3 separate regions of the Homo sapiens genome follow, and regions 2 and 3 are each linked to region 1. The links are chromatin loops, found by intact Hi-C in ENCODE. Cell type or tissue: heart right ventricle. All regions are shown on one strand. Region 1 overlaps NSMCE1 (NSE1 component of SMC5/6 complex). Region 2 overlaps NSMCE1-DT (NSMCE1 divergent transcript). Region 3 overlaps IL4R (interleukin 4 receptor).

Region 1 (8,000 bases):
AGCGCCTGCAGCCACAGCTCACCGCCACAGACTCCAGGGCGGGGCCTCTCCTATCCACCACCGCCCTCTCCAGACACCAAGGGCAGACAAAGGGCAAGTCAAACCATAAAGCTGGGGGCACGCCCTGCAAGCCATGCACAATGGTGGCAGCATGTGCTAGGCATGGTGCTCTTGGGTGCAAAGCAGGGTGCAAAGTGTTGTGTACTGGGATGTTGGGGCACTCGGCTCTAGGGTCTGGGATAACAGGTGACTTCAGTGGGTTTCTTTATGCATCTCAACATGTTCTAATCCTCCTGTAATGAGCAGATATTTCCTGTAACATTTTTTGTAAGTTTTAAATGCTGTTCCTCTGCAACCTCATCCACCTGTCCAGTCATCCATTCAGCAAGCATTTATTGAGCAGTTGAGGTGCCAGGCACTACATTCTGCAATGGGGACCAGCCATGAAGAGGTCATAACCCCTACCCTTAAAAAACTTGGCCTGTGGCCGGGCACGCTGGCTCACGCCTGTCATCCCAGCACTTTGGGAGGCTGAGGCAGGCGGATCACCTGAGGTCAGGAGTTCGAGACCAGCCTGGTCAACATGGAGGAACCCCGTCTCTACTAAAAATAGAAAAATTAGCCGGGTGTGATGGCGCATGCTTGTGATTCCAGCTACTTGGGAGGCTGAGGCAGGAGAATCGCTTGAATCCGGGAGGTTGAGGTTGCGGTGAGCCAAGATTGCACCATTGCACTCCAGCCTGGGCAACAAGAGCAAAACTCCATCTTAAAAAAAAAAAAAAAATTGGCCTGAAGAGGGGCTGCACCACAAGCGAGAATGGTCAGTTATAACCTGAGTAGCCCTAGAACATTCCCTAGTGCCAAATACAGCCTGGAGGGCAAGAACAACTGTGACAAAGCCATTGATGGGAGCTGCAGTCCCCAAACCGGGGCCTGAACTCGGCCCTGCCACTCTCAGGGTGTCCGACGTCATCCAGACCCCTGAGCTGTCAGCTAAAAACTAAGCTATGGAGCCACTGCAGGGCAGCAGACAGCCTCCAAGACATGACATACGGGAACGCGCCCAGCAGATCCTGCACTCACCAGGAGCTCCCAGCCCTGCCCTCACCCCATGACCTCTCCACCCTGTCTTCCCATCAGGTACCCCAGGAACTGAATTCGGGTCAGGTTCCTGGGACAGGCCCACCCTAAATAGAAATCAGTAACTCAGAACACAGACTTCCCCAACCCAGACGCGAGCCTTCCTGAAAAGGAAGCGGAGAATCGCTGCAGCCACAAGCAGCAGCCTCTGGCCACGAGTCCGACCACCAAGTGAGGAAGCGGGGACCCGGCGTGAGTGCGTCCTCAACACACATGGGCACAAGCACCTGGGAGGCACAGCTGTGGTCAACTCGGCAAACACTGAGCTGTTGAAAACAGGGGTGCCTTTTGTGGAAAAAGAACTGAAACATTTGTTCTGCTCCATTCAGCAGGACTAGACGTGGGGGTGGGGGCAACATCTAGAAACTGGAGCTGCAGTGGGGCCTGTCCCAGATGTCACAGCTCCTTTCCTGAAGCAGGTCTATGCCTCTTCTAAGCACTGGCCCTGAGGAACTCACTGCTGACAAAAACAACAGTGGTAATGTCACCAATTCCTCTGCCGCCTCCCCCGCGAGCCAGCCAGCCTAGCACCGAGCACATTACTGTGAGGTCCCATTCCCGCTCCTGACACACCCAGCCCCGAAGGGGAAACAACGACTCCCCTCTTACAAGGAACATGAGGTCACCTGGCTCAGGGTTCAGACCCGGGTTAGATGTTAGAGCCACACTCTCAGCCACGGAACTGCCCTGCCTTGCAGTCTGTGGGCTAGAGCCTTGATCCTGGGGCCCAAGTCCCTGGGCGCGGCTCCTGGCTCTGCCATTCTGGCTGTGGCATCCTGAACACATCATCTGGGTGAACGGGGAGTGGGAGGCAGGAGGAGTGAGGCCCAAGTCCTCCCCACGGGGTCACTGCTGGAATGCATGAAAGCAGATAAGGGATCCGAGAAGGCCGGGCTCCTCAGACATCAGTTGGCTACAAGTACGATTTTGGAGAAAAAACTGTTATTCACTTGAAAAAGTGAACCAGGCTGGAAAAACCATGAGACAGTACCTCAATCAGCCACTTGTTTTGAACAAACTTCTGCAGCACCTGCTCCGCTTCCTTCTTCCTCATCTTCTTGCCTTTAAGTTGATCAACCAGGTTCAATATGTTTGTGGAAGACGCAAAGCCGGTTTCTGAGTCAATAATCAGTTCCAGCTGGAAGAAAGAGCAGGTATCATGCTCATCTATTAAAATGGCAAAAATAACTTTTAAATGGTAATACCAAGTCTGGCAGAGGCACAGTAAAACCACTCAGATCACAGGCAGAACTGTACACTGGCATGGTATTCCGGGAAAACAATTTAATGTGCATCAAGAGCCAGGACTGTGCTCAGTTCTTTTGACTCAGAGGTCACTTCTATAACATCCTCCCAAATAAATCATCTTAATGTCCCCAAATCAAAGAGGGTCGCCTTGCCTCACGGCTGGCCTCGGAGGCAGTGAGAGAGAGACACGGCAGGCAGGAACCGCTGGGGAAGACAGGTTCCTGCACACGCAGGTGTGTGCTCAGCTCAGCACCTGCTCCTCAACCTTGGTGGCTAATAATCCCCAGGAGAAGATCTAAAAGGAATGATTCCACCGCCTGGTTCTCAGAGATTTGGATTCAACAGATCGTGAGTGGGGCTGAAATGTCTGAATTATTTTTCACCTCTGCAGTTATTATCATTGCATCTAGGCCTGAGAACCACTCTTAGCCATGTGTTTGAGCAGAAGGCTGAGCAAATAGCTCTGAAGCCTGGTAGAACAGTACCTGTCAAATGTGCACGTGCAAAGGATTCAGTGGGCACCTGGCAAAAATGCAGATTCGGACTCAGCAGTCTAGAGTGGGGACTGGGACCGGGCCTTTCTAACAAGCTCCCAGGCGATGCTGCTGCTGCTGCCTTTCCCAGATGGCACTTGGAGCAGCCAGGCAGGAACGCCTGTTACTACCAGTGAAGCCCTGCTCTTGCCCATCCAGTTGGGGCTCACACCTGGCCCAGCACTTCCTTCTCAGGCAGCCATGGGGACCCCCTGGCAGCTGTGAGTTCCAGATGGGTAGACAGTGACATCTCCCTGCAAAGCCTTTTCTCAGACAGCAATGGTGGCCCATGTCCCCCCAGTGATCCTTGAACACTGCAGTTGCCACTGCTAATGACGGAGACAGAACTTTCCCATAAGAAGCCCACCCAATGGGCAATGGGGATTACTCTACTTACAGCCTTTCTAAACAAATCCAGTTCATTCTCTGCAAAATCCGTAGCCATTTTGGAAATTGAAGTTGTAGCAAGATTCACCTAAGAAATAAGTCAGCACGACAGTCAGGCTGTGCTCTTTGCGTGTTGGTTAACGTGTCGCTGGCTCTCCCTCCCTCCCCTCCTCCATCTCTGGCCAGTCACTGAGCTCCTGTATCCAGGCACTGCGGGCCGCAGGGATGGATCTGTAACCAGGCGTATATTACAGACTTTATTCTTTAGCTCAGCCAACATGCTGGGCCCTCAGAAGTTTCAGAACTCCAAAGGGTGTGCAGTATTTTCCAAACTCAGATAAATTTGGGAGATTTGTCTGCATGTTAATGGAGCTTCAAATGCAAAAAAAGCACTGAGAAGTCTGATAGCAAGGAAATCTGCTTTGCCATGTCTGACCAGCATTTCCACAGTTCTTTGACTCTGTAATGTTTTTTTTCCAGGGAATTGAGTTTGGGCAACCCTGGACTAGAGTGCCCCTTTCTGAGTGTGAGCCTGGCTGGGAGCAGCCAGATGTCCTCTGACCAGCTGAGGTGTCTCCTAGCCAGGGATGGGGCATGTCAGCTTCCCACTCCTGTATTTCACCCTGGCTGTATTTCACTCCTGGCTCTGCCATTCTGGCTGTGGCATCCTGAACACATCACGTGGGTGAACGGGGAGTCGGCGGCAGGAGGGATGAGGCCCAAATCCCTACCTGTGAGAGTAAATCTGAAAACCACTGAAGGCCCCACCCACATGGCCTGCAATCCTTGACACTCCTACAGAGTTTCTTTTCATAGCTTCTATGTCTTATTCTAAATAAAAAACCATTTTCTCCCTTTATTCCTAATATTCTATACATTTGGAGTGACTTCTTTGCAAAGAACTGTCCAAAAGAGAAATCAAACCAAAGCAAACACAGGCTGCCTGGGCCCTGTTCCAGCTCCTCAAAAATGCCACTAGAGGGCTCTGCCGGGCACTCACCAACGCATAAATGGGTCTCCCATCATCTTCCGTGACTCCTCTCTTTATCTCAATATACAAGGACTCCAAGACACTGTTAATGTTGTTGATGAAGTCCTCCAACTTATCTACGGTGGCATTGCCTGGAAATAAACAGACCAAAAAAAGGGGGGTGACCAGGGGGCCTCATCAAAAAAATGTAGCTTGCTTGAATCATTCCATCCCATCTCAACGCAGGGGACAGCAACCCCAGACATGGGTGGAGGCTGCAGCCTCTTGGGTGAACGCCAATGCCACGTGGCTTCTTTCTTCCTGGAGTACTTGGAAGACAAACAGACAACAGATGGAGGGCGTTGTGAGGCAGGAGGGCCAGGGAGATGCTATCTGCAACCACGGAGGCTGCCGCGGGCTTCCTGTCTTTGCTCGCTGCCTCCTGATGAGAGTCCCAATCAGCACCTTCAGCGCATTACTCAATGATGTGCTCAGAGCCTGCGTGAGCTCCCGCCGCACAAACATCCTATCCCATCTCAGCCCTTCTATCGCATCCCCAGTGCCCCGCGAGAGGCCTCTGTCCCTGTATGTCCCCACACATCTTAGGTGGAGCTTTATTCCTTTCTCTTTTTATTCAATGTCGGGTTATCCTCACTTACATGCCAGGCTTGTGCTGGGTCCTGGGCTGGAACAGTAAGAATAACAACAAACGGGGTGAGAAGGGTGGCTTGCAGCGAGCCCTCAGCATGGAGAGGCCCTGTCCTGGGCACCTTTTGTCGTCATGAATCCACCCTCCAGCAGCTCTCTGGGCACAGGGGAAGAGGCTGAGACGCAGAGAGGTGAACTGACTCGCCCAGAGTTGCACCACAAGGCCGGGGCTTTGACTTCTCTGTCGCCCACCTCCCCTGGCCCTGCCAGCAGGATGCTCACAGCCCAGGGGCCACCATCCAGGTCCATCAGTCTGAGGAGGGGGCACCCACACTATTGCCGGGGGCTCAGCTGAGGAGGACAGAGAGGCTGCGGTGAGGACAGGAGCCCGTGGCCGGGGACAGCAGGGCCTTTCTCCTGTGGCACCAGGAAGCCTCTGAGCACTGGAAGCAGTGGAAGGACATGGCCAGCGTTGTGTCCCTTTTATGCTGTGAAACTTTTTTTTTTTTTTTTTTTTTTTTGAGACAGAGTCTTGCTCTCGCCCTGGCTGGAGTGCAGTAGCACAGTCTTGGCTCACTGCAACCTCCACCTCCCGGGTTCAAGCAGTTCTCCTGCCTTAGCCTCCCGAGGAGTTGAGATTACAGGCATGCACCACCACACCCAGCTAATTTTTGTATTTTTAGTAGAGATGGGGTTTTACCATGTTGGCCAGGCTGGTCTCGATCTCCTGACCTCAAGTGTTCCGCCCACCTCAGCTTCCCAAAGTGCTGGGATTATAGGCGTGAGCCACCACGCCCAGCTTGTGCTGTGAAACTTTTTAAAGCAAGAGTATGTATTATTGTTTTCACTACTGTTTTTATGTATTAAAATAAATAATTTCAAAAGATTCATGCCTTAGAAAATCATTCTGGAAAAAAAACTGCAAGAAAAAATGGACAATATGATACATTCATGTGTGAAACAAAAACAGAACCAATGAAACAGTCCCACAGGAAAAGGCCCAGCAGGTTACCCACTGGACTGACGACCAAGGCCATCGCCAGGAAGGGACTAAACGAAGGGTCATCACAGGGCACTCGTGCTGTATGTCTGTGTTTGATTTCTTATTAGACAGAGGCATTTCTAAGCTACCCGTACAACTCAAGATTCATAAAGTTAAAAAAAAAAACAACAGAAGATCATGCTGGTGACAATGGAGGATGTGGCCGTGTGAAAGAGTCAAGGAAAACCCAGGCCAATGAGCTCTGTCAGAGGATCAGACTGTGGGGCCCAGAAAAGCTGAGAACAAAGCCCAGGGCAGTGACACTAATGTGCCATGCTCAGCGAGGAGCTAATCTTCCCTTTCAGTTAAGTTTTTAAAAGGCAGTTTAAATTAAAAAGTAGTCATAGTAAGTGGGTGGAACATGGATGTGGTGAGATCGTAACATATGACAATGACATCTGGCCTCGGCGGCTGGAGAGCAGGCATCAGGAGGGAGGCATGGCCTGACTTCCTGCCTCCATGCCCCTGCTCACGGGCCCCTCCTTTCTGAAAACTCCTCTCCCTCCACTGCGGCAGCCACCTTGGATGGCCTGTTTTTCCAGGAAATGTTCTCTTCTGCCCCCGGTGCTGTCTTCCTCTTCCACAGCATGCAAGGCAGCTCTTTGCTGGCGTGGGAGCCGAGCTGTTCCGTACCTGCCTGTGCCAGTGACTTGGCCAGACACACTTTTCCACCCCCAAGGGGAGCCAACGCTGGGCAGCTCAGGTGCAAGAGGCCCAGACATCAAAAAGCCTCGTTCAGTGCGGAGTGAGTGACAGGAACCCTGTCCACCCAGTGTGACACTGGGGCAAGTCCCACCTCTCTGAAAGTGACAATTCACATTTTCCACTAACGAGGCCCCTCCTGGGTATCACTGAGAACAATGTGCCCTGTGGGCAGATGAGAAGCATTCTGATCTATTGGACTTTCCAGACACCCCGTTGCAGGGAGGGAGCCAGCAGCCCTCTCTGCCCTTCCCCTCTCCACACCACCTCTGGTTTGGCGTCCAGCCTCATTTTTCAGAAACCATGAATGTTTTGCTGTATTTTCATCTGACCAACCACTTCCTCCTACTGTACTCGCTCACTGCACACACCAGCCACTGCTTGGGCGCTCCCGTTCTCTCCGCTATCGCCCTCTTTCCTTCCACACGCTTCCTGCATCAGGGTCATGTCCACGATCTCCATCGCTGACCCTGTAACTGTTTCTCACGGAGGCCCCGCGCCCTTGCAGCTCCTCTTAATCGTGACCTGAGAAGAAACTTCTCTTACACTCAGCACCCCCAAACCCTTCAACTGACTCCTTTCAGCAGCAACAGAGGTGGCGTGGTGGCATGGGGCCAGAAGCAGAGGTGTGGGCTCTAGCCCATCCTGCCCTCCCGCTCTGTGGGGCCCTGCGTGAGCCTCTCCCCCACTTCTCATCTCTAACAGCCACACACAGTCTCGCCTCCAGCCTCACACATGTCCAGAACCCTCTTCCCTCCCGCTTCTCTACCACCACCCCTGGCTGGACCCCAGCCTCCTGATCCTCTGGCAGCCTCCCGTACAGGCCTTCCCCAACCAGATAAGCTGCACTTCCCAGCTCTGTCCTCCCATGGCAGCACTTCCTTCCTCATCACGTGGCACTCCAGTTACTGTGTCCAGCCGCCGCCCCAAGACAGGAGTCAGCTGGTGACACCTGCCAGCCCAGCAGCCATGTCCCTCCCTAACGAGACCTTCGCCTTTTTTCTTTTTTTTTTTTTACAATTGTCTTTCTCTTACATTTGCGGTTTTGGTGAGAGAATAATTCCAGGTATGATATTCAGGGAACCAGAAAGCAGAAAGCTGAAGGGACCAGAGATTAGGGCAGCCAGGAGTAGACAGAGAACCCCTATCAGCCAGACACTCTCCCAATCTGAGCAAGGGACAAAAGGAAGCTTGGAGGTGGCTCCAGCCCAGAAGCTACAGAGGGCCAGCTGCTCTGGCCATGAGGTGATGCCATGCTTCCTGCCTATCCCCAACTGTGCACCTGGCCACCAATGAGTCCTATGTGTCCCTCCCCCAATAGCATCCCGAC
Region 2 (8,000 bases), 51 kb after region 1:
GGTCTTGCTGTGCCATCCAAGCTGGTATACACTGCTGAATACTTGTAAGGCCCTTGATACTATTTGATAGGATGAATGCAAAAATTGAATTTAAAAAATGAATTTTTTGGCCGGGCGCGATGGCTCACGCCTGTAATCCCAGCACTTTGGGAGGCCGAGACGGGTGGATCACCTGAGGTCAGGAGTTTGAGACCAGCCTGACCAACATGGAGAAACCCCATCTCTACTAAAAATACAAAAATTAGCTGGGCATGGTAGCAGGCGCCTGTAATCCCAGCTACTCGGGAGGCTGAGACAGGAGAATTGCTTGAACCCAGGAGGCAGAGGTTACAGTGAGCCAAGATCACGCCACTGTACTCCAACCTGGGTGACCGGGAGAGACTCCATCTCAGAAAAAAAAAAAAGAATTTTTTAAAGAGATAGGGTCTCACTCGGTCATCCATGCTGGAGTACAGTGGTGTGATCTTAAGTCACTGCAGCCTCAAACTCCTGGGCACAAGTGATCGTCCTGCCTCAGCCTCCCAAGTATCTGGGAGTACAGGTGCATACCACCACACCCAGCTAATTTTTTATTTCTTGTAGAGATTGGATCTCACTTTGTTGCCTAGGCAGGTCTCAAACTCCTGGCCTCAAGTGATCCTCCCTCCTTGGCCTCCCAAAGTGCTTGGATTACAGGTGTGAGCACCCAACTGTTGTGTTTCTTTTTAAATGGACAAAAATGGAGAACTTCCTCCTCTCTATGGTTCTTCTTTATTAGTCTACCAGCTCCTTTGAGTCCCCCTTTTTATGATTTGGAAATTATTTATTCCTTTGGGAGCAATAAACAAATAGTTCCAAATTGCTGCTGCTTCTTTTGTCTTCAATAAGATGTAGACACCAGGATTAGGGATGGAGTGTGGTTGGAGGATGAAAAAGTAAAATCCCTACATAGAGTGTCTGTTGCAAATAAAGAGCTTGGTGAATATTGCTGCTGTTCTGATGTTTCCAGAGTGTTTTACTCTTTGTCATTTAATAAGGCTTTTTAAAGTTATGACTACAATTTGATTGAAACATATAGATATTATTATATATATGCCACCGTCATAAAAATAGAGATGCAATCATATTTTTAAATCTCTTTTAATTAAAACTCACTTGAGACCAGGCATGGTGGCTCATGCCTGTAATCCCAGCACTTTGGGAGGCCGAGGTGGGCAGATAACCTGAGGTCAGGAGTTCGAGACTAGCCTGGCCAACACGGCAAAACTCCATCTCTGCTAAAAATACAAAAATTAGCCGATCGTGGTGTCACATGCCTGTAATCCCAGCTACTCGGGAGGCTGAGGCAAGAGAATCGCTTGAACCCAGGAGGCAGAGGTTGCAGTGAGCCAAGATTGTGCCACAGCACTCCAGCCTGGGCTACAGAGCGAGACTCCGTCTCAAAAAAAAAAAAAGAAAAGAAAAAAAGAAACCTCACTTGAAAATGGATTAGAAAACCACAGTTGAAAAGAGAGTAACTGGTTGACTCACCACGTTTTTCATTTTCAGCCAGGCGTAGTGGCTCATGTCTTTAATCACCGTACTTTGGGAGGCTGGGGTGGGAGGCGCACTTGAGGCTAGGAGTTTGAGACCAGCCTGGGCAACACAGCAAGACCCCGTCTCTACGGAAAATTTAAAAATTAGCTAGGTCTGGTGGTGGTACACACTGATGAATACTTATAAGGCTCTTGATACTATTTGATAGGATGAATGCAAACATTGAATTTAAAAAACGAATTCAATTCCTATAGTCCCACCTACTGGGAGGCTAAGGTGGGAGGATCGCTTGAGTCTAGAAGTTCAAGGCTGAAGTGAGCTATGATCACACCACTGCACTCCAGCCTGGATGACAAAGAGAGACCTTGTCTCTAAAAACAAAACAAAAATTTCATTTTCATTCAGTTTTTACATTCATCTTAACAAATCTTATCAAGAAAGTGCTCAGCAGTGTGGTAAGATGCAAAGATGAATCTCCGTAGTCCTTAGGTCAGGTTGCTCTCAGCTGGCAAGAAAAAATAAGATAAATGCACATTAGTAAGTGTAATCAACAAAGGAATTGCTGGCCAGGTGGAATGTCTCACCCATGTAATCCCAGCACTTTGAGAGACTGAGGCAGGAGGATCGCTTGAGCCCTAGGAGTTTGAGATCAGCCTGGGCAACATGGTGAAACCCCGTGTCTACTAAAAATACCAAAATTAGCAACGTGTGGTGGCACACGCCTGTGGTTCCAGCTACTGGGGAGGCTGAGGTGGGAGGATTGCTTGAGCCCATCTGCAGAGTTCAAGGCTGCAGAGCTCACAGGCCTGTGGTCCCAGCTACTGGGGAGGCTGAGGTGGGAGGATTGCTTGAGCCCATCTGCAGAGTTCAAGGCTGCAGAGCTCACAGGCCTGTGGTCCCAGCTACTGGGGAGGCTGAAATGGGAGGATTGCTTGAGCCCACTGTAGAGTTCAAGGCTACAGTGAGCCATAGATTGCACCACTACACTCAGCCTGGGTGACAGAGTGAGACCCTGTCTCAAAAAAAAAAAGAAAAGAGAGAGAGAGAAAGAAAGAAGAAAGAAAGAGAAAGAAGAAAGAAAGAAAAGAAAGAAAGAAAAAGAAATTGCTACTAAGTGCTGTTAGTTTATCAGTTAAGCTGGTTTAGGTACAAGAAACTGATGTGATAATCTAAGCAAAAAAAGTTTATTGGAAGGGTAGGAAGGGTATTGGTGTATATTATTCAGGACAGTCCAGGTCATGCTGCTATAACAAACATTCTCAAAATTATTATTTCTAGGTAGTGGAATCTACCACATGTGGATCAGCAGTAGGCTCTGCCCTCCTTTCACTCAGACTAATGGAGGTTCCACCATCTGGTGGCTGCAGCCCTGAAACATGAAGCCTTGTTGGTGTGACCATGGCAGGGGAAGAAAGAGGCTGGGGGTTTGCACAGGGGGTTTTTACTGCCTCAGCCTGAAAGTGACATGTGTCCTTTCTACTCTAGGATCTCTGGTGAGAACTAGTCACAAGATCTTCCCTAAATGCCAGAACACTGGGAAATGAAAGGGAACAATGGAATCATTGGCGAGCATTACTGTCTCTGCTCCAGGGTGGCTCGTAGACTCAAATGAAAATGCTGGAGCCTCAGATTTGGGACTGAATGTGGACCAGAGAACTTGGCAGACCTTGCCAGCAGCAGCTTATGGAGGTCTGGTCAGGCTGTCATCCATTTTCAGCTATCTGTCACCCTCTCAGGATTTGCACTGGAGAAAGAGTAAGAGCAGAGAGAGAGAGAGAGAGACAGAGAGAGAGAGAGAGAGAGAGAGAAACAACTGATTGGCCCAGGCGGGTTCTACGTCCCACTTGAAACACAAGTTAATGGACAACTTGATTGACAGAGTTGCACTAAAAGGTGGTGGGGGGAGTTCATCCAAACAAAACTGGGGTGCTGTTACAACAAGAGAGGGAGGGTAGGTGCATAGTGAGCAAAAGTACACACTTGCTGCAGAGCTGGTCCAAATACCCACTCTTCAGAGTTGACATCATCTGGAAGGTTTATAGAAGTGGGGGCTTTCCAGATTAGCTTTAGAGGATGGGATAACTGATGCAGAGGAAAGGTAATGCAGGCTGAGAGGCCCGTGTAAGCAAAGTGAAGCTGCAGAAGAGTGCAATCATTTGCAAGAAAGAGAAGGCTGGCTGGGTGCAGCGGCTCACACCTGTAGTCCCAGCACTGTGGAAGGCCAAGGCGGGAGGATCCCTTGAGCCCAGGAGTTTGAGACCAGCCTGTGCAACACAGGGAGATCCTGTATCTACAAAAAATTTAAAAATTAGCCAGGCATGGTGGTGCATGCCTATAGTCCTAGCTACTCAGGAGGCTGACGTGGGAGGATTACCTGAGCCTTGGGAGGCTGTGGCTGCAGTGTGTCATGATTTTGCCACCACACTCCAGCCTGGGCAACAGAGTGAAACCCTGTCTCAAAAAAAAAAAAAAAAATGAGAAGGCTATTGAGATTGAACAGAGGATATGATTTGCAGTTACATTTTCACCCCAACTTACCCAGCTTATCTTTCCTTCCCGTGGTGTCAACTCAGGGGACGCAAATGGGTGGAGGCTGGTTGGAATGGCTCATACTACATCATGAGATTGGAGCCTGGTCCTCCATGTTGGCTGAGAGTCTCAGTTCTCCTCCACGTGGCCTCTCCTTGTGGTCAGCTTACATTTCCTCAAAACGTGGCAGTCTCAGGGCAGTTGGGTTTCTTGTGTGCTGGCTCAGGGCTCCGGAGAGGATAACATCAGAATATCTTGTTCTTCCTCAGGCTTGGGCCCAGACTAGCACAGCATCATTATCTTTTTATTCTGTGAGTTAACATATTTCAGAGGACCAGTGCAGATTCAGAGTGGAGAGGGCTGCATAAGAACACGAACACTGGGAGGTGGCTTCATTTGGGGCCATCTTTGGAGACCAACTATGATGCATGATGTAACTGACCTGAATTCCCAAGCCCCTACCCCCAGCTCCAGCATAAGGTAGGTAAGAAGTGACTGGCAACATAAGTGGGTCATGTTGGAGGAAAGGTAAGTCTGGAGCTAGGCCTTACAGGTGTTCAGTGCCACAGATGAAAATGATGGTGCCAGGAAAGAGGTAGGGCAGGAGGTCTTTCTCTTCATGGGCCTCTTCCCAGATTTCCCCTGTGGATCTTGTTGGCAAAAACTGAATCACATCAGCACCTCTTACTGCAAGGAAGCCTGGGCAAGTCAGAATCCGTGAAAGGGAAGTGGGATTGTTATTTCTGGCCTAAGTCAACCCTGATTCATTCTCCAGGCATGTGTGGGCCATTGCAGCCTGAATTAATCAGGAGGGAAGAAGAAGTGCGACGATAACTGGCCAGTGATACACAGTGGGAGGTCAGTACAAACCTACCCCAAAGGCCGAGGAAGCTGAGAGGTTGAAGAAAGAGGCTGACAAACCCAGTTTTTCAGAGACAAATTTTTGTTGTTGTTGTCATTGTTGTTTTTAGAGACAGGGGCTTACTCTGTCACCCAGGCTAGAGTGAAGTGATGTGATCAGAACTCACTACAGTTTTAACCTCCTGGGCTCAAGCAGTCCTCCCACTTCAGCCTCCCGAGTAGCTGGGACTACAAGTCACACACCACACCTGGCTAATTTTTTTTTAATGTTTTGTAGAAACGGCCTCACTATGTTGTCCATGTTGGCCTCAAAGCCCTGGGTTCAAGTGATCCTCCAACCATAGTCCCCCAAAGTGTTGGGATTATAGGCTGGAGCCGTGGCTTCCTAGAAAGAAGCATTTAACTGGGACTTGTGAAGAGAAGCCACGTATCCAATGGTTGAGAAATAGTAGTCCCCTGTGCTGCTACCTCCCAGCCCCAAGACCAGGGCTTATATACCATAGGGAAATTGCCTAAGGGCAGGATTTATGATTAGCATGTGTTTACAATAACATCAAGGTTGTTTTGACCTAAGGGCAGGCTTTGCAGTAAGTAGAAATCTTAGAGGCATTCCTGCAACTGTGGTGAATCTTAAGTCAACATGGTGGATCTGCATCCAAAATGGAGTTGCTTTCGCCTCACAGTAGGCGACATACAGAGGATGTCACAAGCAACAAAAAACAGGGAAAGCAGCTTGGAGGATATAGCTTTACTTCAGGTGAGAGGAGGGTGGGGCTGGACCAGGGCAGAAGCAGCAAGGAGTGGGAAATAAGCCAGATGTGAAAATGAACACAGAAGTGGAGGGTACTGCGTGGAATACTATGCAGCCATAAAAAAGAATGAGATCATGTCCTTTGAAGCAACATGGTTGCAGCTGGAGACTGTTATCCTCAGTGAATTAACACAGGGACAGAAAACCAAATACTGCATGTTCTCGCTTATAAGTGGGAGCTAAACATTGAACATGCATGGTCATTAACATGGGAACGATAGACACGAGGGACTTCTAGAGGGAGGATGGTAGGAGGGGGCAAGAGTTGATACGCTTCCTATTGGGTACTATGCTCAGTACCTGGGTGATGGGGTCATTTGTACCCCAAACCTCAGCGACGCACCATTTACCCATGTGACAAGCCTGAACAGGTACCCCCAAAACCTAAAAGCTGGGAAATAAAAAAAGAAGCAGAGTGCACAGCCCATGGCTGCTGTGACTGTCTTTCACAAGCGAGAATGGGAAAGAGAGACAGAGAGGGAAGTCAACAATGACAACATCATTTCCAGCTTGCTTAATTGGATGGTGACACCGTCCAAGCACAGAAGTTAGCTCGCGAGAGACAATGACTTTGCCCTAGGCATTCTGAGGGCAAGAGGTGTGAGAGAACATGCTCAAGGTGTGGATCATGAAACACGAGGGCATGGGCCAGGTCGGGGGGCTCACGCCTGGAATCCCAGCACTTTGGGAGGCCGAAGCAGATGGATCACATGAGGTCAGGAGTTCGAGACTAGCCTGGCCAACATGGCAAAACCCCATCTCTACTAAAAATACAAAAATTAGCTGGGCGTTGTGGCAGGTGCCTGTAATCCCAGCTACTTGGGAGGCTGAGGCAGAAGAATCGCTTGAAACCTGGAGGTGGAGGTTTCAGTGATCCGAGGTCGCACAACTGCACTCCAGCCTAGGTGACAGAGTGAGACCACCCTGTCTCATAGATAAATAAATAAATAAATAAATAAATAAATAAATAAATAAAATACTAGGGCATGGGAGAAAGGACAGGGCTAAATGTGGAGACTTTAAATGACCAACGCAGAACTGTAGTCAATGCCATGCTATGGGCTGGGTGCAGTGGCTCATGGCTGTAATCCCAGCACATTGGGAGGCCAAGGCGGGAGGATTGCTTGAGCCCAGGAGGTCAAGAATAACCTGGGCAACATAGGGAGACCACGTCTCTACAAAACAAAATAAAACCAAAACAAAATCATCACACTATGGAATGATGTGTCTGCTTGTACCAGGTCTGGAAGAATGCACACCCAATGCTCACAGAGGTTCCATCTGGGAAATCGGATTGGACAGGGCCAGAATAGATCCGGGGAAACATTCACTGAATATATATACTTATGTATTGTGGAAGCTTTGATGGTGGTCATGTACCCAAGAAGGGAAAAAGTAAGTTTATAAATGAGCAGAACCAGAAGAATGCTAGAGGAAAAAGGAGAGGATGTGAATGATTACATTTAGAAGGCAGGATGAGAAGTGAGAGGAGGTGATTAGAGAGGTCAGGAGAAACCAGGAGGGTAGGTATGGAATCTTGGAAATTAACAGAAGAGAGCATTTCATGAAGAATGAACAGCTGCAGAGAGAAAAAGATTGCATGAGAACTGGGAAAAGAAAGGCTTTGTGTTTGGTGACACTGTCATAGCTGACCCCAGAAAGCATGGTTTGAGTAGAGTGGCCCAAAAGAGAAGGATACTGGAAGGGGAGGATCAGTACCAGAGATGAACTACAGTCGTATATAAAGAAATGTGATGACATGAGGAAAGAGAGCACTCATTGGGGTCGAGAAATGATACTTCTTGCCTCTGGGAGAGTGATCATATCCTTAAAATTTTTTTTTTTTTTTTTTTTTTTTTTTGAGATGGGGTCTCACTCTGGCACCCAGGCAGGAGTGCAATGGTGCCATCTCAGCTCACTACAACATCCGCCTCCTGGGTTCAAGTGATTTTCATGCCTCAGCCTCCTGAGTAGTTGGGACTAGGCACCCGCCACCAATGCCTGGATAATTTTTGTACTTTTAGTAGAGACGGGGTTTCACCATGTTGGCCAGGCTAGTCTCGAACTCCTGACCTCAAATAATCTGCCTGCCTCAGCCTCCCAAAGTGTTGAGATTACAGGCGTGAGTCATTGCACTCGGCCTTAAAATGTATATTGATACCACTCCTCACTTCTAGCTTGTTTTTGACCTGCAAACCAAGAAGTAAGCATTACATCAACCTGTACAAGGTGCACATCAGTGATTCCTGCAACATCCTGCATCATGATGGGACCGGTAGTTGAT
Region 3 (8,000 bases), 95 kb after region 1:
AAAGGAATGAATGAATGAATGGCCTGTTTGCATCTGTAATAGCCAGCACATAGGCAGTACTTGGAAAACACCCACAGCAAGAATAAATGAGGAGATGGCTGGACACGGCAGCTCATGCCTGTAGCATGTTGGAAGGCCGAGGCAGGAGGTTTGCTTGAGGCCAGGAGTTTGAGGTTGCAGTGAGCTATGATTGTGCCATAGCACTCCAGCTTGGGCCACAGAGAGAGATCCCCATCTCTACAAAAATTTAAAAATTATTCGAGCATGGTGGTGTGTGCCTGTAGTCACAACTACTTGGGAGGCTAAGGCAGGAGGATCACTTGAGCCCAGGAGTTCAAGGCTGCACTGAGCCGTGACGGTGCGACTGCATTCTAGCCACAGAATGAGACCCTGTCTCTAAAGCAAAAAAGAGAAGGAGAATAAGTGAGGTACTTGAGCAAGTGGGTGAGGATGGTTGAGCCACAGCAGGCCCACAGGGAGGCTGGTGGGTGCTGTTGGTGGAGGGGGCCGATTTGTGTTCCTGGTGGCTGCAGAGCCAGTCTGTTGCCTCCCCTCCCTCCCACTGGCTGGGCTGGGGACGGAGCCAACCAGGCAGATCCCGGGCCATTCTGGGGCCCTGGCCTGGCCTGCCTTACTATCCCAGTGGGGCCACCGACGTGGCTGCCATTTCTGGAAACCCCAGTTCTAGGTAGGTTACTGTCCCAGGAAGAAGTGCATGCCTAGCTTCCTGCCAGCCCAGCCCAGCTGTCCCAGAAGCCAGAGGAAGCTCTGGGCTGGTTTCTTATAAGTAGCATGACTAACTGATTGCGCCACAGGAGCTGAGGTTTCAGGCCAGTTTCTGTCGTGGAGTTTCAGGGGTCAGCGGCTCCAAAGCCCCAGCCCCCACCCGAGGCCCCTGCTGTCCCTGGATTCCTCTCCACATGCCACCTGTCACAGAGGTGCTTGCATCCTGTCTGCAGAACCAGCCCCTCCTCCAAGCCAGGTTTCCTGCCCAGAGGGAAGAAGAGCAGAAGGCCTGTACCGCCCCCTGTGCGCCCCCAGTCCTCCGCCCCCTGCCCCCCTGCCACCCGCTGTGGGTTCGGGAAGAGTCCTGCTGGGTCGCTTCCAGGCTGCTGCTGGCTTCTGACATTTCAAGGCTTAATCACTTAATCTCCCCCGAGTTTTTTAAAAAAAGTGAGTCAAGTGTGTTCTCCTGGTGGCGGGCGTGTTTTCCCAGGCCCATGCTTCTGCTCATTTCCTGGCTGCGGCCTTCACTGACTTTGCTGCTTCCTAACTCTGTGACCTTGGCCTTGTCACTTGCTGTCTCTGGGTCTCAGGCCAATGGGTCTCAGGCCAGTGGGGCTCCCCGGACAAAGTTCCAGGGTTTTGGGGACTGCATTTCAAGGGTCAGCAACCACAGTCCTTAAACACGTGGATTTTGGAGTGACAATGCCTAGGTTATGGTTCTGTGACCACCAGCAAGTGCTCTAGCCTTTTTGTGCCTCAGTCTTCTCATCAGTAAAATGGGAATGTTAATGGCACCTACCTCATAGGGTCGTTGGGAGAACCAAATTGATTAATATATTGTAAGTACTTAGAACAGGGCCAGGCACAAAATAAGTACTGCATATACAGTTAACTATGGACAAAAGCTTGGGACCTGGTTCATGTTTAAAAATGATTATTGAGGCCAGGTGCGGTAGCTCATGCCTGTAATCCCAGCACTATGGGAGGCTGAGGCAGGCGGATCAGGAGGTCAAGAGATCGAGACCATCCTGGCCAACATGGTGAAATCCCGTTTCTACTAAAAATACAAAAATTAGCCAGGTGTGATGGCGTGCTCCTGTAGTCCCAGCTACTCAGGAGGCTGAGGCAGGAGAATCACTTGAACCCACGCGGAGGTTGCAGTGAGCTGATATCGTGCCACTGCACTCCAGACTGGTGACAAAGCTAGGCTCCATCTCAAAAAAAAAAAAAAAAAAGATTGTTGAATTTATTATTGCTGAATTTTTTTTTTTTTGAGACAGAACTTTGCTCTATTGCCCGGGCTGGAGTGCAATGGTGTGATCTCAACTCATTGCAGCCTCTGCCTCTTGGGTTCAAGCGATTCTCCTGCCTCAGCCTCTCAGCCTCCCGAGTAGCTGGGAATACAGGCACCCACCATCATGCCCGGCTAATTTTTGTATTTTTGTAGAGATGTGGTTTCACCATGTTGGTGAACTCCTGACCTCAGGTGATCCACCTGCCTCGGCCTCCCAAAGTGCTGGGATTACAGGCGTGAGCCACTGTGCCCAGCCTATTATTGCTGACTTTTAAACCATTCATTCATTTAATATATGTTTATTGTACACATGCTATGCCTGTGTCAGGCACTGTTTCAGGCACTGGGGATAAAGCAGTGAGCACAGCAGACATAAAGCTCTGCCCTCATGGGGCTTGTGGTCTCTCAGAGGGAGGCAAACAATGCATTTATAGACAAATACATAATTTAAATTTGAGGTTACCTATTATACTCCCAACTTGAAAAACTAGCAGTATATTGAGGTGGCTATTTCACATCTGATGGAGGAATATGTCTTTTGTGAACCATTTATGTTCTTTGCCTATTTTTCTTAAAGGGATGTTTGTCTTATTGATTTGTAAGAACTCTTCATATATTAAGGCCATTAACCGTTCATAATGTAGATTGCTACCTTTTTCTAGTCTTTTGCTTGCTGATATAGTTGGGATGTCATCCTCTCTAAATCTCTTGTTGAAATGTGATCCCCAGTGTTGGAGGTGGGTCCTGGTGGGAGATGTTGGGTCATGGGGACGGGTCCCTCATGGTTTGGTTCTGTCCTTGCCATAGTGAGTGAGTTCTCACAAGATCTGGTTGTTTAGAAGTGTGCGGCACCTCCCTCCTCTCTCTTGCCCTGGCTGTCACCATGTACGCCTGCTCCCCTCTTGCCTTCCCCGTGAATAAAAGCTCCCTGAGGCCTCCCCAGAAGCCAAGTAGATACGGGTGCTATGCTTCCTGTACAGCCTGCAGAGCCATAAGCCAATTAAACCTCTTTTCTTTGTAAATTACTCAGTCTCAGATATTTCTTTATAGCAATGCAAAAATGGACTAACACACTTGAGTTCTGTCTTTTTCTTATGGCATATTTTAATCTAGGCCAGACACAGTGGCTCATGCCTGTAATCCCAGCACTTTGGAGGCCAAGGCGGGTGGATCACTTGAGGTCAGGAGTTTAAGACCAGCCTGGCCAACATGGGGAAACCCTGTCTCTACTAAAAACACAAAAAATTAGTTGGGTGTGGTGGCACACACCTGTAATTCCAGCTACTCGAGAGGCTGAGACACAAGAATCGCTTGAACCCGGGAGGTGGAGGTTGCAGTGAGCCGACATCACGCCACTGCTCTCCAGCTTGGGGAACAGAGCAAACCTCCGTCTCAAAAAAAAAAAAAAAAATCTAGGGAAGTTGAAAACATTTTGCAGTCAAAGCTATCTTTGCTATCTGCATCTTGAAATAAAATAAACATTCATACATGTAACCTCATTAATCTGATTAGAGATAGTGATAAGTACTGGGACAGACATAAACAGGGTGCTGTGATAAGAAGTCACAGGGAGGGCCCGCATTAGTTGAGGGGGGTCAGAGAAGGCTTCTGAAGTGTTTCTGGTGCAAATGCTTGGAAAAGGGAGAGCTGGGAGTGTATCCCAGGGCTGAGGCCAATGGAGGATTGCAGAAGAGGGAGAGGGGATAGGAGGGGAATGTTAGAGGGATAAGCAGGGGAATTGGCTCTTTTCTTCATTTTCTTAAATTAAACTTTTTATTTTCAGATAATTAAAGATTTACACACAGCTGGAAGAAATCATAGAGAAGCCGGGCGTGGTGGCTCATGCCTATAATCCCAGCACTTTTGGAGGCTGAGGCGGGCAGATCACTTGAGATCAGGAGTTCGAGACCAGCCTGGTCAGTATGATGAAACCCCATCTCTACTAAAAATACAAAAATTAGTTGGGCATGGTGGCTTGCCTGTAGTCCCAGCTACTGGGGAGGCTGAGGCAGGAGAATCACTTGAGCCTAGGAGGTAGAGGTTGCAGTGAGCCGAGATCACACCACTGCACTCCAGCCTGGGCAACAGAGTGAGACTCCATCTCAAAAAAAAAAAAAAGAAAAGAAAAAGAAAAAGAAATCACAGAGAGACCCCTGCTTCTATGCTGTTCCCCCCGAGGGCAAGATTGTAGAAATCTGTAATACAGTATCACAGCTGGGATACTGACACTGATATAAGCTACTGACCTTATTGGGATTTCCCGATTTACTTGTACTCATTTTTGTGTTTGCGTACGCATGTGTGGTTTAGTGCTATGCAATTTTATCACGGCATAGGTTTGTGTATGCAGCCAGGATCCAGCACAGTTCTATCATCACAAGGATGGCTCAAATTCTCCTTTTATAGCCACATCCAACTCCCTTCCTGACCCACCCCCTCAGCCCCTGGCACCCACTGATGTGTTTTCCATTTCCATGGTTATGTGATTTCAAGTATGTTACATAAATGGAGTCACGGGGTGTGTACTCTGGGAACTGGCTTTTTTCACTCTAGGGCTTGGATTTTATTCTAAGTCAGAGATGCTTCTCTAATGAGCTGTGAACCCCCTGGGGATCTGTGGCCCCTGTGAAGAAGCCCTTTAGGAGCCAGGGGGCATTGGATGTGTGAGCTGGCCCTGGTCTCATTTCTGATTTTAAAATGGCTCTGGCTGTGATGTGGAGAAGAGGCAGGGTGAGCCTCATCTGCAGCAACTGCTAACTGCCCACATCCCCCCAGACTTCTCAAAAATTTGCCACTCCCCTGCTCAAAGACCCTCAAAAGCTGCCCACTGCTTAGAGGACAGGCCTTTGACCTGAGGTCCTCACTTGGGCTTCAGGGATTCTGTGAACCCCTAAAATGGAATGCAGAATTAAGTGTATGCACCTTGCCAGAAACAGGGTTTGGGGTTTACATTAGATGCTCAGATAGGTCATTGATCCCCAAAACACTAAGGTCTCTGACTTCTAGACAGATAGTAGTTAAGAACCAAAGCTTTGGAGCTTGAGTGCTGGATTTAAGACCCATGACTGTCACAGCTGTGCAACCTCAGACAAATCACTCAGCCTTTCTGTGCCTTGGTTTCCTCATCTGAAAATGGAGAAAATAATATTACCTATTTCATAGATTATTAAATGCATTCTTGTATGTAAAAGATGTAAAAGAAAACTTGGCATGTGGTAAACTCTGTGTGTTTAAGTGAATGGTGAGGCTGCCCAGTATAGGAGGGCAGAGCTTTCCAGGTAAAGACTTTCTAGGCCTCCTGGGATTATCAGGCCCTCTCTGTGTTGGTTGTTGTCATACATGACAGCAGTATTCCTTCCAAAGGGATGCCAAGTTGTGGTTGCACACTGCACTTAGATCCAGTTGATTGACAGCACTGTTCAAGTCAACTGTGTCCTTACTGATTTCTGCCTGCTGGATCTGTCGATTACCAAAAGAGTTGAAGTAATAGTAATAATACTATTATTATCCAATAATAGTATTATTCAGAATAATCACACAGATTTCTCTATTTCTCCTTGCTGCTCTCAGTTTTTGCCTTACATATTTTGACCCTTTGTTGTTAGTTGCCTACACATTAAGGATTGTTATTTACATCTTCTTGGAGAATTAACTCCCGAATCATTATATAGTGCCACTTTTTTTTAATTTAAAAATTTTATTTTTTATTTTTTGAGACAGGATCTTTCTCTGTTGCCCAGGCTGGAGTTCAGTGGCATGAACACAGCCCACTGCAGCCTTAACCTCCTGGGCTCAAGTGATCCTCCTGCCTCAGCCTTCCCAGTAGCTGGGGCTACAGGCATGTGCCACCTCTAATAACTTTTCTTTAATTTACAATAGTATTAGTTTGTTCTCATGCTGCTCTAAGGACATGCCCAAGACTGGGTAATTTATAAAGGAAAGAGGTTTGACTCACAGTTCTGCAGGGCTGGGGAGGCTTCAGGAAACATATTATCATGGCGGAAAGGGAAGCAAAGACATCCTTTTTCACATGACGTCAGGAAGGAGACACGCCAAGGAAAGGGGGGGAAAGCCCTTTATAAAACCATCAGATCTCAGGAGAACTCACTCACTGTCACGAAAACAGCATGGGGGAACTGCTCCCGTAATCTAATCACCTCCCATGAGGTCCTTCCCCCAACACGTGGGGATTACAATTCATATTACAATTCAAGGTGAGATTTGGGTGGGGACACAGAGCCAGGCCATATCACATTATTATTAATTAGTGCCTTCTCTCTCATTTTTTTGATTCGCCTAGGTAGAGATTTATCAATTTCATTGATCTTTTCGAAGAACCAATTTTTGATTTCATTGATTTTCCTCGATTAATTTTCTATTTTTAATTTCATTGATGTATGCTCCAATTTTGTATTTTTTTCTTCTGCTTGTTTTAGACATATATTGCTTTTCTGTTTCTAGTACTCTAGATGGAAACAGATTATTGATTTTAGAACTTTCTTTCTAAGATATACATTCAATAATATAAATTTCCCTCTAAGCACTGCTTTTGCTACGTCTCACCGATTTTGATAGGCTATATTTTCATTTTTATTTAGTTAAAAATATTTTTAGTTTCTCTTGTGATTTCTTCTTTGATCCATATGTTATTCGGAAGTGTGTTTTTAAATCTCCAAATACTTGGAAATTTTCTGGCTTTCTTCCTGCTAGTGACTTCTAATTTGAATCCATTGTGGCCTAAGAGCATATGTTGTGTGATTTCTAATGTTTTCAATCTCTTAAGGTTGTTTTATGTCCCAGAATGTGGTCTGTCTTGGTGATTATTCCACATGAACCTGAGGAGAATGTATATTCTGCTGTTGTGAGATGTAACAGTCTATAAATGGATACCTCTGTTAATATGACCTCGGGTGACTCTTTTTTTTTTTTTAAGTTGCTGCTTCACCATTGGCTTTTGGAGATTTTGCAGATGATAAAATCCTCAGGACTTTTCTGCTGCTCAGTCAGATTTTCTTATCCTACACTTGCGGAACTGTTGTTTGAAATTGACAAGCAGGATGGCCAACTCTGCCCGGCTCATTTTATTTCATCTTATTGGGTTCAGCCTGCAGTTTTAGGAGATGAGATTGAAGGAACTGGTATACTGGAATCCACGGTGGGCTCGGAAGCAAACAAACGTGGGTTCTGATTCTAGCTCTGACCTTTTACCAGCTGTGGGACCTGGTGGATGGGTTATTTGGCCTCTCTGGCCTCAGTTTCCTTAGCTAGACAGTTGGGATAACAGCCTACCTTTCAGGATTCTTGTGTGGATTCGGTGAGGTAATACTTCTAAAGCACCTAGCAAAGTGTCAAGTACAAGGTAAGTGCTGGGCAAGCAGGGATTTTGTTCACACAAAGCCTTGACTCAACATAAGGAGGCTGTTTCCAATGGCTCTGCTTAACTGAGACCTGAGAGTGATTGCTCCATCTGTGGTGGCATATGGGCTGAAACTGCCTAGCAGCATGTCAGAAGTGGGGTGTTCGCAGGACATCCTTGTCCAGGTTGGCAGTTGAGCTTGGCAGGTGACCGCTGAGACCCCTTCCAACTCCACCACTTCAGGAATCTCTTTTTTTTTTTTCTGAGACAGTCTTGCTCTGTCACCCAGGCTGGAGTGCAGTGGCTCAATCTTGGCTCACTGCAAGCTCCGCCTCCCGGGTTCAAGCCATTCTCCTGCCTCAGCCTCCTGAGTAGCTGGGACTACAGGCACCCGCCACCACGCCCAGCTAATTTTTTGTATTTTTAGTAGAGACTGAGTTTCACCATGTTAGCCAGGATGGTCTCGATCTCCTGACCTCATGATCTGCCTGCCTCAGCCTCCCGAAGTGCTGGGATTACAGGCGTGAGCCACCGCGCCCAGCCAGGAGTCTCTTGATTTAGAATGGGAACTTGAAATCATCTCCTCTTGCCGTGTACTTGAACGCGATAACCTGGCACTTATCT

Evidence for each region. A loop is a pair of places that touch in the nucleus more often than their neighbours do. Peaks named below come from ENCODE experiments on the same cell type or tissue, not always from the same donor. Only the 100,000 strongest peaks of a DNase experiment are listed, where the experiment ranks them.
Region 2: a loop joins it to region 1, with 2.0 times the contacts of the local background. A loop is called at or near these places in 6 of 110 quality-filtered maps.
Region 3: a loop joins it to region 1, with 2.5 times the contacts of the local background. A loop is called at or near these places in 25 of 110 quality-filtered maps.

What each region holds. Positions count from the first base shown.
Region 1 is chr16:27,230,870-27,238,869 of GRCh38, forward strand. It overlaps NSMCE1 (NSE1 component of SMC5/6 complex), which reads right to left. Exons shown (of 8, transcript NM_145080.4): 3 at 4,309-4,430; 4 at 3,319-3,396; 5 at 2,132-2,278. Among named protein-coding and RNA genes, the nearest start is that of KDM8, 31 kb to the left of the region's middle. RefSeq lists enhancers at 1,271-1,370, 4,721-4,810, 4,991-5,515, 6,436-6,505, 6,856-6,975 and 1 more and a silencer at 1,551-1,600. In heart right ventricle, CTCF peaks have their summits at 4,287 (motif pointing right) and 4,501; DNase peaks (open chromatin) are centred at 4,292, 4,592 and 7,063; H3K4me3 peaks cover 840 bases; H3K27ac peaks cover 4,392 bases.
Region 2 is chr16:27,281,843-27,289,842 of GRCh38, forward strand. NSMCE1-DT (NSMCE1 divergent transcript) reads left to right here. Exons shown (of 5, transcript NR_037184.1): 3 at 4,820-4,902; 4 at 6,958-7,111. Among named protein-coding and RNA genes, the nearest start is that of NSMCE1, 17 kb to the left of the region's middle. In heart right ventricle, no CTCF peak of the experiment used is centred here; DNase peaks (open chromatin) are centred at 4,199 and 4,869; H3K27ac peaks cover 1,311 bases.
Region 3 is chr16:27,326,263-27,334,262 of GRCh38, forward strand. IL4R (interleukin 4 receptor) reads left to right here. Exons shown (of 11, transcript NM_000418.4): 2 at 3,804-3,936. Among named protein-coding and RNA genes, the nearest start is that of IL4R, 16 kb to the left of the region's middle. RefSeq lists an enhancer at 1,206-1,870. In heart right ventricle, no CTCF peak of the experiment used is centred here; DNase peaks (open chromatin) are centred at 859, 4,469 and 6,041; H3K4me3 peaks cover 297 bases; H3K27ac peaks cover 8,000 bases.